Regions from separate parts of the Homo sapiens genome. Here regions 2 and 3 are each linked to region 1. A link is a contact called in ENCODE Hi-C data. All regions are on one chromosome and are shown on one strand. The core of a region is the stretch at or near the end of the contact, and the rest is flanking DNA. Distances in the headings are between cores, read along the strand shown.

Region 1 (2,776 bases), core at 141-2,640:
ACAAAAAGAGTAGGCGTCCCAGCCTAATTACAATAGGTTCCCAACACATTGCAGTCCCAAGCAGAGCATCATTTGAATCTTGTGTTAAAGCATTTGCTCTCTCGGTTCCCCAATAAAACATGCCTCGCACACCTTCTCCTTTGCATTTCTACAAAGGTTCCCCCAAACGGCCCGCTCTGTGTCACTCCTTTAAAAATGAGGACGTGGGGCAGGAACACACTGAAATATATGTTGACGGTGACTTATTATCCTGACGATGATATATACATACAAATAAATCCCTCTACCCCGCACCCCCACTGACCAGTCCATTACGCACAGGGAGCGCTTTCCAGCTGAAGAGGAGAGCGTGCAGGAAACGTTATTTACGTGCAATTACAGGACCATATACCACGGCATCTGCATCCTACACAAAGCCCGAGATGGTGCAAGAAGATACACGCTGAGCATGGCACAGACCAGCCGCGGCAACACGGAGCCAAGCCCTCGTCCAATCAGATCGTTGTTAGAAGGTGGACCTCAGGGTCGGCCGTGCCCGATTAGCCTTCCCTATTATGACACCACGCTCTGCCCAACATCTATATCCCACCGAGAGCAAATCCAATTCGTGTGGTTGCTCATTTCTCAAACTGCCGAACCCTTTCTTTTATCTGCATCCCTGCTATTCGTTCCTCAAAAAGCCACCAGAAGGCCTCGGTGCCCCCTTTCCGCCTCGATTTCTCTTTTCACCTCTTCCCATTCCTCGAAAGGATTAAATGTTTATCTCTCCAACGCGCAAGCTGGAAAGGCGGAAGGCGAATGCCTCTATGCTGCTCCGGCAAGCGCCTGCGGGGCTGCGAAAAGTAAAGGCAACGAACAACGTGGGGGAAATCGTCGCGAATCGATCGGCCACAATAGTTGGAATCCCAGGAGCGCTCCAACTTACCCAAAATATGACATTGAAGCCAAATATGAAGTATTTGATGCAACAACTGACTTCAGGACCCTTGTAGTGCTTCCCGGACATCCTCTGGGTTCATGAAGACACTTGCCCCGGCAGCCCGAGTTTGGAGCTCCGAAGCACCGTTGCTCGGAGCAGCCCGGCGGGGAGCAGGAGCTCAGGGACACCGCACGGGGCCGCGGCGCTGGCGGCCTGGGCTCAGCCGCGCGGGGACCGACCGGCGGAGAGCGGCTCCCGCACCTCCAGCCCCTCGCGCGCCGAGGCCGCCGGAGCCGGGGTGGCCGCGAGAAAGCAGGGAAGCCGCGCGCTGCAAGCTCAAGCCTCGCCGACGCTAGCCCCGAACACAAAGCGAGCGCCCGCGTCCGTGCGCCAGGCGGTCGGTCCGTCGGTTCGTCCCCGGGCTTCGGGCAAAGGCGGCCGCGGCAGATGCTGGTGGAGACGCCGCTCGCTTGCTCGCCCGCCCGTTCGCGCGCGCCCTCCCACCCCTCGCTCCGCCCGCCTCTCGCTCCGCCCGCCCGGCCGGCTGCTCCTCCGCCCGCGCCGCCCGCAGCTCCGCCCGCCGCCCAAGCCTTGGCTAGGCGCGCGCGCGCACGGGGTCGGGCGCTCCCGGGCGGCGGTGGCACCACGTAGCCGCCTCCTTCCACCGCTCGCTTTATCCCCGCCCCTTCTCGGGCCAACCCCAAGCGCCGCTGACCCCGAACGTCGCTGCGGGGTAGGTAGGGGGTGGGAGGGTGGAGGACCGCAGGCGAGAGGGAGAAGGAAGGGCGCCCGGGGAGCAGGCTGGCAGAGTGACCGGGATTGATGAGCGGCGCAGCTCTGGAGGGACGCGGGCGAGAGGGTCGCTCCTCGGGGAGAGGGCTGGGTGAGTGAGGACCTGCGAGCCACCCCCGACACCCCTTCCAGGGTAGCCACACTGGCGCCCCCTCCTCCACAACAGGCTTATGTGGCTAGAGAAGATGCGATGCCACTGGACAGGGAAGGAAAGTCGTCGTGGACTTCGCTGAATGGAAAAGGGGGTAGTTGGGGAAGGTGGAGAAAAGAGCCACGGGAAGTGGGAGGAAAGGATGAAGGGATGGGACGTTGAAAAGGAAAGCTTCCTGAATCCCTGTGTGACTCTAACCCAACCTCCCCACCTACCGGAGAAATGGGTTTTATCCTAGAAATGGGGACGAGGAAAAAGAGATGGCTCAAGGGAGTCCTGGCCCGGGATGCGATCCTCGCCCTAGGGTCTATTGCAACCACACAAACCCGGACAGCGCACGCTCCCCCCTACCCCGACAGAATAGTGCCTAAGAAACCTGCTTGCCTCCTAACTCTAGGAAGGAATCCACAACGGATTCCAGGGAGGTCTTCTGGGGAATCTGAATTGGGTTTTTGGATCACGAACCATTAAGCTTTTGAACTCTGGGGAAGAATAGAACAGGTGGCTGGAAATTGTTTTAGAACCCTACCTGAGCAGGTGTGCTCATTAGTTGCTTATCCGCCCTCCTCCTGGAGCACTTTCATAGGTGTTGGCAAAGCAGGTACCAGTATTTCACGGAAGGAGAAGGAAGAACCGCCCAGGACTGTGTATAAATGTCTATGGGAATATTTTTAAGGATTCAAAAGGCTAGAAGGAGGTGAGATCAAAAAATTTTTCCAGCACCACCCAGTGCAACCCGATCCTGGACACAGAAATCTAAAAGATGATACTTAAATACTTGAGTTTGAGAGCCTCTAGTTATAAGGTTTCCTACGTAACAACCTCTCACTTTTCTCAAAAACTGGCTAGTTGACAACCGGCAGTCAAGTTTTGGCTAGTCAAGAAGCTACTTTTTCCTGCAATAAACCACATTT
Region 2 (2,776 bases), core at 206-2,705, 790 kb after region 1:
CAAGTGTTAGCTTTTATTATCATTACTGAAGATCAGTGATAAGCCTGCCCACTGCAAGGTAACTACCCTTATTGGGATACCACGAGACAAGCTTTGAATAATTTATATGCACATTATTTTCTCCGAGCTGCCACTCTTAAATGTGCATTCAAATGATGAAAGCCTAGCTTTCTAGTTCTTTTCTCTTTAGATAAATGAGCTTGCACATATATATGTAGGCATAGGGTGTGGGCAAAATCTCAAGAAAGCTTGAATGATACCTTGTGCTCCTGTAAGACCCAGCTGGGAAGAAAGGAGGTGTATTGGATTGAATAGTGTTCCTCCAAAATTCACGTATGCCAGAACCTCAGAATGTGGCCTTATTTGAGAATAGGGTCCTTGCAGATGTAATGTAAGTAGTTAAGATGAGGTCATATTGAATTAGAGTGAGCTCTAAATTCAAAGATTAGTGTCCTTATATGAAGGCTAGGTGAAGATGCAAAGAGACACACAGAGGAGAACAGCATGTGACCACAGAGGCAGAGATTGGAGTGATACATCCACAAGCCAAAGGATGCCAAAGATTGCTGGGAACTACCAGAAGCTAGGGGAAAGGCATGGAACAGATTCTGCTTCAGAGACTCTAGGAGTATCCAATCCTGATGATACTTTGATTTTGGACTTCTGGTGTTCAGAAACTATGAGAGAACAAATTTCTGTTGTTTTAAGCTACCAAGTTTGTGTACCTTGTTATGGCAGCTCTATGAAATGAACACAAAAGCGGTCTCTAACCAAAAGGAATATTATAGGATCTCTCCTCTCCAGGCAGGGTCAACAAGGAGAAGTGAAGAAAGCGTGTGTATAGGAGTACCAAATGTATCCAGAAAAACACAGGACATCAGAAAGTGGGTCCTGGAAGACACTGTAAGGGCAGGTACACATTCTGTTACATCAGTGGCTCATTGGGCAACTGAGGGTAGTTCTGTAACATCCCAAGTGGGGGGCCAGACATGAAGAGGCAGGGAAACATAATCATATTGAAAGGAACAAAATTTTTAGACATGGGGCTGCTCAAGTACTGCAAGGGTGACTCTCCATGTAGATTCAGAGTCTGGGCACTCCAGTCAACACTAACTGATAAATCCTTTTAAGCATATAGCAAAAAGATGACCACCTTCTTATACTTCAAAGACAACACTGATACCTAAATGTAAACTACTTAGTAAATGAAAGTTCTACCAGCCAGTTTTAAATCAAATGCTTACAATTTTAATCAAAGGATAGCCCATTAACCAAACAATTGTTTTTATGAAGTGTGTTTTTTTTTTGTTTTGTTTGTTTTAAATGTCTAGGAGACACCTTACCAAGACCTCATTTATTTTAACACTTCCTGGGAGACCTTTATTGTCAAACTCGACCAGATTTATTCAACAAACAGCAATTCGAGAAAGCAGTGGAAAAGAGCTGAGTCACAGTGAAAGTGACATTTCCCTTTGCAGCTGAAGAAACCACCGGCTGTGATTAACTGCTTGACTAGTCCTCCAGTGTGAAGGATCACAATGGGATCAAGAAGGCTTGGCTGGGCTATGAGAAAGAAAAGAACTGAATCAAATTGGAGCCTGGGAAACTCAGTTCACAGGATCCCCTAAAAGTTACAAATGTCACAAGTGTGAGTGACCATTCATTTACTTAATCAGGCAATAAATCTTTTATTCATTCAATGAGATTTTTTATTAGTTTCTACTGTGGGCCTAGGTGCCGGGATATTGGTGGTGGGGTCAGATACTAAAATGATTCTGAGACAGTTTCTGTTCCAATAGGCTTAGAATATAATAGATTCTCAACAATCTTTTTTTTCAATAGTCTTTCATCCCCAAATAATTCTGTCTTTAAAAGAGAAGAGCCACCTGAGGAGTGACTGGAGAGCTGTCCATTCAAACTTCCCTTATTGCTGAAATGTTGCTAAACAGAGTTTGACATTGACTCTTAGCTGCCAATCACTCTCTCCAGTGTGGGACAGACCAGCAACTCAGTGCAGGTTCATTTGGGTACTGAAGGACAATCAAAACCTAACTACAGGATGATTGATCTGTGATACCTTCCGAGAACAATCGTAATCAAAAAGAGAAATATGAAAGTGGTCGGAATCAAAATGGAGTCATGTATGTTTAAAACAAACAAACAAACAAACAAATACAAAAAACCCTGACAAATAGAGCTGGGGAGGGCTATGAAGAGAGGCTTCTCACACTTATATGCCAGATAATAAAAACTTCCACAAAAGACTCTACAGAAGCCACAACAATGCACAAAGGTCATCACAACCTTACACAAAAAATACTTCTGTGAGGATATCTGCCCAGCAACTAACTGCCTGTCCAAACTCAGACTGGCACCACCTTTGTTCCTTTGTTATTAATCTTTGTAGTGAAAGATAATTATCTCAAAACAATTATACAATTCTGCTCATTATTTTTAACTTTTATTTTAGGTTCAGGGGTACATGTGAAGGTTTGTTACATAGGTAAACTCATTTCATGGAGGTTTGTTGTACAGATTATTTCATCACCTGGGAATTAAGCCAGTACTCAATAGTTATCTTTGCTGCTCTTCTCCCTCCTCTCAACCTTCACCCTCAAGAAGAGCCCAGTGTCTGTTGTTTCCTTCTTTGTGTTCATACTCATCATTTACCTCCCACTTATAAATGAGAACATGCTGTAGTTGGTTTTCTGTTCCTGTGTTAGTTTGCTGAGGATAATAGCCTCCAGCCCCATCCATGTTCCTGCAAAAGACTGAT
Region 3 (2,776 bases), core at 95-2,594, 660 kb after region 1:
TAATTTCAATAGTTTTTGGGGTGCAGATGGTTTTTGGTTACACGGATAAGTTCTTTAGTGGTGATTTCTGATATTTTGGTGCACCCCTCACACAAGCAGTGTAGACTGAACCCAATATGTAGTCTTTTATGTCTTATTCCTCCTACTGCCCTTTTCCCTCAGTCCCCAAAGTCCATTATATCATTCTCATCCTTTGTGTCCTCATAGTTTAGCTACCACTTTTAAGTGAGAACATTGGATATTTGGTGTTCCATTCATGAGTTACTTTACTTAGAATAACGTCCTCTAGCTCCATCAACCAGTCTTATTGATATGAGCCTGTTTGTCACACAATGCAGAGAGAAGCCTCAGAACCTTTAAATTGAATTATCATAGTGAGATATTTTACAGTGTGGTACACTCCTAACACAAAAAAAGGACTGGACATAGTTGCACAGGTTTATGTAATTAAACAATTAAAAAAATCAATTGATTATATTGAATGACCACATGCACCTGTAAACACATTGAGCAAATAAGTACAAATTTATAGAAGAAAAAACCAAATATCTGTATTCCTAGTGCTAAGTGATTCAAATTGTATTATTATTCAAATTGTATCATTGATTTTCTGTAAAACCATATTAACTTTTAAATGGGGAAGATACTGTTCCATAGGATTTTTGTGGAAATTCCCTGAATTGTATCATAATGGACCCCTTTTAATCAGAATTTGCATGTTGATGTCTTGCTTAACCTTGATGATTCTAATGCTGTGAAATCAATGAGTATTTTGTAAGATATTTTATAGTAAGGTTAAAGGATATTTCAGTCTTCTGAGTCAAATTCCTCTCATCAAACTTCTGTCAGACAACTTTCCTGTGTTCATAAAAAATTTGAATAAAAATAATAACACATTTGAATTATGGTTTCTTATTATAAAGATAACTTGCCATTAAAGACTTTTCTAACTTTAGATTTACAAATCAGTCATGATTAGCTTGGAATAAACTATCATTTTACTGTAAATTTATTTAATGTAGGAAATAAAGACTAATAGACACAGGTTCTATACATTCCTGTTAAAGGTACTTAAGAATAGCTTATTTCCACTGCAGTTCAGTATACATTACATATTGAGGTGTATATTGCATATCATATTTCAGCATATCATTTCTAATTTAGATATGAATTTTAAATTATTCATCAAATACTGTATTCCTTTCTTTGTTATATTGATGAGAATATATTACCAACAGTAATATATTTTTTGCTTACTTTTCCTGCTGTGCTCATGTCGTTTCTGTCTTCTCTGCCCACCAGCAGACTGTGAGTCTTTGTGGATTTCTTCTCTGCTTGAGTGCATAAAGCAGATATATTGCACAGATATTTATTTTGTTTGCTTGTGTAACATCCAATTCCAATTCCACACGTGATCTATGTCTTTAAGCCACACCCACTGGATTATTCCCAGACTGTCAAAACAGATAAAAGGGTACTGAACCAGCAATCAAAATATTGACTTCCAAATTCTAGATAAGATTTTGTTTTCATTAGTTTAAATATTAAGTTAAAGTGATAAATTGTAATCACTTTCTCTTTTCCTCACTTCCCACCCCCCCCCGGCCTCTGGAATTCCTTGTTTCTCTTCTTTCAATCCCACATAGGTCGTTCTGCCTTGTATTCCCTTTGTCTGCACTAAGCTGCAACTTTGAATGCACATGGGGTGGCGAGGAAGGAAGAAGAGTAAGAAAACAGGAAAAACGAAGTAGGATAGAGAGAGCAGCCTCTTTGTCTTTACAGCAGAGAATCAGACACCCAATTAGTCACAGCAAAGGGGATCACTGTGCCTGGCAATTCTGCTCCACTCAAAACTAGTATGTATGGACTGAACACCTCCCTGTGTCAGGCACTAAGCTGGGTCCAGTGGAGTAGCAGTGATGAATAAGACATGACCTCTGCCTGTGCCAAGAGGCAGTATGGGGCAGCGGTGATGGCATGGCTTGTGGGACCAGGCCAACCCAGTTCCTTACTTGTTCTGTGTACTTGGACTTATTATTTCACTGAATTTTTTTTGCCTTAATTTCCTTATCTGTGAGATGAAGATGAATAATGGCGTCATTTTAAAGGACTGTTTGTGAATAAATGAAATAATCCTTGTAAAGCACTCATCATGGAGTTTTGCAGATAGGAGCACCCTCCTAAATGTTAGCTACAATTATTATTCATGAAAGAAAGCTCACAGTTTATAGTGAAAAGACACGCAGGAAACCAAGTCTACATATCAGCCTGGCTGGGAAGTGCCCTATCACAGGGGTCAGTTAATGCTTTGGGAACAGAGACAGAGTTGCTATTCAGAATGAAGGACTCAGGGGAGGCATTGTAGAGGAACAGGCATTTGTGGCAGATTTTAAATAATTGTGAGAAATGGAGCAAAATCCTCACTGGATCATTTCCATTACCCTTTGATCAATGTAGCTAGTATCCTCATGGCTTTCCAAGCATAGGAGTTTGATTTTTCTTTTATCCACACTTGGAGGCGTCATAAAACTATACAGGCAACTATTTAATTAGATATAGTCTGTCAATATGAACATGTTAGCATAGAGGACATATTTCTCTAAAATTGCCAAGGGAACATTTCAGTAAGCTTTAATTATGTAGGCACTGAGACTCACACCAAGACTGAGAAACATTCACCCAATAGAAAGCAAAGGAGGTCCTATGATTTTAGTTGCTTCTAGTTTGGAAAGGTATGACGGAAAGAAGATAGCCCCAGATAACCTGGCTTTAGCCT

What was found. Hi-C counts contacts between places; a loop is a spot of excess contacts on that map. Pooled maps may share reads with other maps.
Region 2: a loop to region 1 is called in a pooled map, with 2.4 times the contacts of the local background. The contact joins the enhancer-like site here to the promoter of TSPAN5 in region 1. A Hi-C loop is called at or near these places in 2 of 37 single-sample maps with no recorded cell type and 3 of 50 pooled maps.
Region 3: a map of psoas muscle shows a loop between it and region 1 (4-fold over the local background). The contact joins the promoter of ADH1B here to the promoter of TSPAN5 in region 1. A Hi-C loop is called at or near these places in 1 of 168 maps with a recorded cell type or tissue (psoas muscle) and 2 of 50 pooled maps.

What each region holds. Positions count from the first base shown.
Region 1 is chr4:98,657,221-98,659,996 of GRCh38, forward strand. It overlaps TSPAN5 (tetraspanin 5), which reads right to left and starts at 1,391. Exons shown (of 8, transcript NM_005723.4): 1 at 926-1,391. The coding sequence starts at 1,006. TSPAN5-DT (TSPAN5 divergent transcript) reads left to right here and starts at 1,682. Exons shown (of 3, transcript NR_148380.1): 1 at 1,682-1,802. LOC112267901 (a long non-coding RNA gene) reads left to right here and starts at 1,503. Exons shown (of 3, transcript XR_939016.3): 1 at 1,503-1,652. RefSeq lists silencers at 956-1,115, 1,369-1,548.
Region 2 is chr4:99,445,801-99,448,576 of GRCh38, forward strand. No RefSeq gene overlaps it. Among named protein-coding and RNA genes, the nearest start is that of ADH7, 12 kb to the left of the region's middle. RefSeq lists an enhancer at 735-1,934. Within about 2 kb of position 1,456, at least 5 of the 41 ENCODE cell types and tissues checked have a DNase peak (open chromatin) inside an H3K27ac peak, as active enhancers do.
Region 3 is chr4:99,320,057-99,322,832 of GRCh38, forward strand. It overlaps ADH1B (alcohol dehydrogenase 1B (class I), beta polypeptide), which reads right to left and starts at 1,345. Exons shown (of 9, transcript NM_000668.6): 1 at 1,258-1,345. The coding sequence starts at 1,275. RefSeq lists a promoter at 1,311-1,617 and an enhancer at 1,511-1,617.